2 separate regions of the Homo sapiens genome follow, and region 2 is linked to region 1. A link is an interaction called in ENCODE POLR2A ChIA-PET data of the cell type or tissue named here. Cell type or tissue: A673. All regions are shown on one strand. Links, peaks and the distances in the headings refer to the core of each region. The heading gives the core; the rest is flanking DNA. Region 1 has its middle 14 kb from the start of TIAM1-AS1. Region 2 has its middle 84 kb from the start of TIAM1-AS1.

Region 1 (2,919 bases), core at 99-2,598:
CACCATGCCTGGCTCATTTTTGTATTTTTAGTAGACATGGGGTTTCGCCATGTTGGCCAGGCTGGTCTCGAACTCCTGACCTCGTGATCTGCCTGCCTGGACCTCCCAAAGTGCTGAGATTACAGGTGTGAGCCACTGAGCCTGGCCTCTGGTTTCTTTTTAACATTTTTTTTTCCTTCTACCTGGGTAATTCTTCTGGAAGATTCCATCACAGTTTTTTTTTTTTTTTAAATTACAAATACCTCTTTTCATTACATAAAGTGTGCCAGAATACCCATTATAAATATTCTTTAGTGTTGAGATTAAGGGTGGTTGTTATTTTCTTTTATTAAAAATTTTTTTTAAAATAAATTAAAACAATTTTTTTCTCTTCCTGTATAAAAGCAACTTATTTTCTTCTGTATGATTTTCTCTAACTTTGAAAGATTTTGTGATGAGTAGTAGTTACTTGTATAATCAGAAAAATCACATTAATGAATATACACCTTCATCTTTGAATGGGTGTGACTAGTGGACACTTAAGCCCCCCAAAGTCATATTTTCTCGTTTTGTAATCCACTTTACACATGGAGATTAATCACAAAGTGTTCCTCTTAACAACAAGGACCTTGGGAAGAATAAAGAATATGTGGGCTCTGTCAGAGTGAACAAAGATGAGAAAGCCAGTGGGGGCCACAGAGGAGCCCAGTGATTAAATCTCAATGGAAGGATTAGCGCTATTAATGGATCCTTTCAGGCTGGGATTGAACCAAGACCCTCAGTCATCAGAACATTGTTGACCTTGGAGGGTTGAGTGCCTCCCCTTTTTTCCCCTTTCTCCTTAGACACTAGTCTTATATCCACAGTCCCAATCATGGTTGTGTCTCATGACTTCAGCTTTTCTCTAGGATTGCCTCCTGGTTCATGAATGATCCCATCTTCTCTGAATGTCCCAAAGCATTGATGATTTCCAAGACATTTAATTCATGTCTTTGTTAGTTTCCTCCCGGTAACAAGGTACCTCAATCTGGTGACTTAAGACAACAGAAGTTTATTCTTTCACAGAACTGGAGGCTAGAAGTCTGTAATCAAGGTGTCAACAGGGCCACACTCCCTCTGAGGGCCCTAGGGAAAATTCTTTTCTTGCCTCTTCCAGCTTTTGGTGGCTCCAGGCAATCCTTGGCTTGTCACATTATCATTCCAATCTCTGACATTATCACATGGCTGCATTCTCCATGTGTGTCTGTGTGTCTGTTTCCACATCTCCCCCTTTCTCTTATAAGGTTATCAGCTATTGGCTGTAGGGCCCAGCCTAATTCAGTATGACCTCTTCTTAACTTGATTATATCTGCAAAGACCCTGTTTCCAAAGAAGCTCACATTCACAGGTACCAGGGATTAAGGTTTTGACATATCTTTTTTTTTTGAGACGGAGTCTCACTCTGTCACCCAGGCTGGAGTACAGTGGCGTGATCTTGGCTTACTGCAAGCTCCGCCTCCCGGGTTCACGCCATTCTCCTGCCTCAGCCTCCCCAGAAGCTGGGAATACAGGCGCATGCTGCCACGCCTGGCTAATTTTTTGTATTTTTAGTAGAGATGGGGTTTCACCATGTTAGCCAGGATGGTCTCGATCTCCTGACCTTGTGATCCACCTGCCTCGGCCTCCCAAAGTGCTGGGATTACAGGCGTGAGCCACCGTGCCTGGCCAGGATTTTGACATATCTTTTTTTGAGGGCTACAGTTCAACCCATAACCATGCCCAGCTGCTCTGTTAGACTGCCTGTTTGTTTGCTTGTTTATTTATTTATTTTGAGACGGAGTCTTGCTCTGTTACCCAGGCTGGAGTGCAATGGCGTGATCTCAGCTGACTGCAACCTTTGCCACCGGGGTTCAAGTGATTCTCCTGCCTCAGCCTCCTGAGTAGCTGGGATTACAGGCGCCCACCATCGTGCCTGGCTAATTTTTGTATTTTTGTAGGGGTGGGGTTTCACCATGTTGGCCAGGCTGCTCTTGAACTCCTTCGTCATTTCGAGGTTTCCATTTCACCGGAACCAAATGTTAGCTCTGGTGGTCTGGGACAGCAAGAGGGATCGTGGCCCTTTTGAGAAAGAAATGGGCTTTTCATCCTGACCTCATGTAATCTGCCTACCTGGGCCTCCCAAAGTGCTGGGATTACAGGCGTGAGCCACCACAAGTGGCCTATTTTTATTTATTTATTTATTATTTATTTTTTGAGACCATCTCCCTCTGCCCCCCTGGCTGGAGTGCAGTGATATGATCTTGGCACTGCAACCTCCGCCTCCCAGGTTCAAGCGATTCTCCTGTCTCAGCCTCCTGAGTAGCTGGGATTACAGGCACTTGCCACCATGCCCAGCTAATTTTTATATTTTTAATACAGATGGGTTTTCGCTGTGTTCGCCAGGTTGGTCTTGAACTCCTGACTTGAACGATCTGCCCACCTTGGCCTCCCAAAGTCCTGGAATTACAGGCGTGAGCCACTGTGCTGGGTCTTAGACTGCCTATTTAAATTGGTTAAGGACGTGTAATATGGATATGTCCTCAGTGCTAAGAAGCTTGATTTTCTGAAAGCTTAGCTCTGATACGCCACCTGTGTTTTAAACTTTCGGTGGCTATGGCTAGCCCTACTGGTCCAGACCTTGTTTTTCAATCTTGTCTGACAGGACTCCTTGTTCAAATCCTTTGAGCCAGTGAAACAGGAGTTACTTCTCCTCGGGGATATATCCTGTTTTCTTATTCTTTTGCTCACACTGTTTCCAGATCTGGGACATTTCTATTTCTGCACGTCAAAATCTACCTCCTCTTCTAGGTGTGGTTGAAATCAGCCATCTTCTTACAGTTTTCCTCGATGTTCTGCTTCCTCCGTGACTTGAAGTCGTCCCTTCCCTTCTGAATCGTTACAATGTTTCTTTTCTGTGTGTTG
Region 2 (2,919 bases), core at 327-2,826, 70 kb after region 1:
CAATTATATACAATCAAGTTTAAAAATTCATAGCAGCCGGCAACATTTCTGCTCTGACCACCAGGAAGCATCAGCATTCTACTGCCCTGGGTTTTGGGCTATTGTAAGTAAATTTATTGCAGTTGTGATCTTGACCTCATGGTGGCAATTAAGAAAAACTGTTCGGGACTGAAATAGGCTCATGGCGTCCCTCCGTGCATGGATCGATTTTGCAAAAGCATCTGACACCCATCATTTGGTTGGCTGCCTGTCTGGACACTCATCCCCACGGAAAATGAGAAGAGAAAATGAAGAATCTGGATATTTATGATTGTTGTCATCTCAACAAATTGGCCCCTATTAGTGAATCTGTAATTTACTAAAGAACAAGTACACACAAAATGAGTGACAACAGCTCCCTCGCTCAACCCAGATCGTTCTTTCAAGAATTACCAATGCAGTGCAGATGTTCTTCCTGAAATGGCCCAAGCCCTTAATCGTTTCTCTTCCTTCCGTTCCAGCAAAAGAGAAGACAAATTTTGCATCAGCCAGTCCTTAATCTTTCTGTCAGCACAAATATCAATGGTGTAAATCGTGAAAATGGCAGTAAAGCTAGGAGACATTTTTATAACTCTGGCAAAGCTAATAATGCACATTTCATTGTTGAGAATCATTGAGTTTAATTGGCTAATCAATTTTTAGGCCCTTTCCATTTGTATTTTGTTTAATCAACAAAAATAAATCGCCCTGCCAACCTTGAAAGACCCAAGTTGGAGAACAGTGGCAGATATTTCGTTTGTCCTGCCAAAAGTGCTTTTCCAACAGAAATGTCTTAATTGAAGATGATTTATATTCAGAAGTGCTGATGTTTTATCATTTGTCTAAAGAAGGAAAAAGCTGTGTAAGCAGGCAGTAGGCAGCCGTTTTAGGCATTGTTTTTGACATTTATCTACACTCTTTATCCTTCAGATGTTTATATAAAAATGACCTGCCCTACCCTTTCTTGCTAATGATTCGGACATCACCTCATGAAGTAGTTGTCAAGTTGTTCCCATAACTTTTGGTTAGAATTAGGATTTGCTCAGGAGAACTCCAGGCCAAGATCGTTTCGCTGTTTTCTCTGCGTTTCCTGATTCCTGCTCTCTGGGCCATGGGTGGAAAATGGCTGACATCTCAGCACTGGAGGACAGGCCACATGGGTGTGCCTTGGTGAAGTGCACTGATTCTTGGTTTCTTGGCAAGAAAACATCACTAGACCCAGCTGGCCATGATGTATCAGGGCACCCTGAGGCCTTGATCTGGGTGGGTGACAAGCTTTCTGAGAGTTGCAAGAATGTAGCGTTTGCTTTGATTGCCTCCTTTGCACCCCAAGGAAGGGGAAGAGATGAAGAAAATAACATTTATTTAATACCTACATGGTGTAGTCTCATTTCTTACAACAATTCCAGGAAGTCGCCAAACCCTATGTAGCTGATGAAGAGGACGAGTTTCAGAGAACTTCATAACTAGAATAGCTCACAGTGCCGGATGCAGTGGCTTACTCCTGTAATCAGTAATCCGTAATCCTAACACTTTGGGAGGCTGAGGAGGGTGGATCACTTGAGCCCAGGAGTTTGAGACCAGCCTGGGCAACATGGAGAAACCCTGTCTCTACAAAGGAATACAAAAATCACCTGGATGTGATAATGTGCACCTGTAGTCCCAGCTACTTGCAGGGCTGAGGTGGGAGAATCACCTGAACCTGGGGAGGTCGATGCTGCAGTGAGCTGTGATCAAACCACTGCACTCCAGCCTGGGAGACAGAGTAAGACCTTGTCTAAAACTAAATAATAATAATAATAATAATAATAATAATAATAATAAAAAACTAGCTCACAGCAACTTATATGTGGAGCGGCTGCAATTCAAATCCTGTTCTGTGGGTCTCCAATTATCTTCCCATTTCACCGGCTGCAGGAAGCTGGAAAAGTTCCCTTCCTTACCCTAAACAGGTTTTCCCTGTAGGGCTCCCAGGGTGCAGGAACTGAAGAATAATAAAGGCTAAAGGTTGGCTGGGAGCGGTGGCCTGTAATCCCAGCACTTTGAGAGGCCAAGGCAGGCGGATCAACTGAGGTCGGGAGTTCGAGACCAGCCTGACCAACATGGAGGAAACCCCGTCTCTACTAAAAATACAAAATTAGCCGGGCATGGTGGTGCATGCCTGTAGTCCCAGCTACTCGGGAGGCTGAGGCAGGAGAATCGCTTGAACCCGGGAGGCGGAGGTTGCGGTGAGCCGAGATCACGTCATTGCACTTCAGCCTGGGCAACAAGAGTGAAACTCCATCTCAAAAAAAAAAAAAAAAGACTAAAGGTTTGTGAGTGCTTGTTGTGTGTCTGCCACTTTTCTAAGAGCTTCATATATATTAATTCATTTACACCTCACTTGCCTGTTAGCTGCTGCCATCCTCATCTTACAGATGAGGAAACTGAGGCACAGAGTGCCTGGGGCTGGACCATGGTCACATGGCTAAATGTTGAGGGAACCAGGATTTGAATCCAGGTGTCCTGACCCAGAGTCTGTGCTGTTAGGATTCTGCCTTTCATTGACTGTACCCTAATTGGTTTAATATTCTCTAATACGATTTGGATGCTTGTTCCCTCCAAATCTCATGTTGAAATGTGATCTCCAGTATTGGAGGTGGGGCCTGGCAGGAGGTGTTTGGGTCATGGGGGTGGATCCCTCACAGACGGCTTGGTGCCATCCCCATGGTGATGAGTGAGCTCTCACTCTGTTAGTTCATGGGAGAGCTGATTGTTTGAAGAGCTTGGCACTTCCTTCTCTCTCTTGCGCTCTCTCTCGCCTTGTGACATGTCTGCTCCCCCTTTGCCTCTGCCATGAGTGGAAGCTTCTTGAGGCCTCACCAGAAACAGATGCTGGTGCCATGCTTCTTGTGCAGCCTG

What was found. Peaks named below come from ENCODE experiments on the same cell type or tissue, not always from the same donor. Only the 100,000 strongest peaks of a DNase experiment are listed, where the experiment ranks them.
Region 2: POLR2A ChIA-PET joins it to region 1 with 14 read pairs; 8 of 35 experiments call an interaction of 5 or more read pairs at or near these places.

What each region holds. Positions count from the first base shown.
Region 1 is chr21:31,543,498-31,546,416 of GRCh38, reverse strand. It overlaps a transcript of TIAM1 not described here. Among named protein-coding and RNA genes, the nearest start is that of TIAM1-AS1, 14 kb to the left of the region's middle. RefSeq lists an enhancer at 542-1,274. In A673, for the core only: no CTCF peak of the experiment used is centred there; no DNase peak of the experiment used is centred there.
Region 2 is chr21:31,473,949-31,476,867 of GRCh38, reverse strand. It overlaps a transcript of TIAM1 not described here. Among named protein-coding and RNA genes, the nearest start is that of TIAM1-AS1, 84 kb to the left of the region's middle. In A673, for the core only: no CTCF peak of the experiment used is centred there; no DNase peak of the experiment used is centred there; H3K27ac peaks cover 753 bases.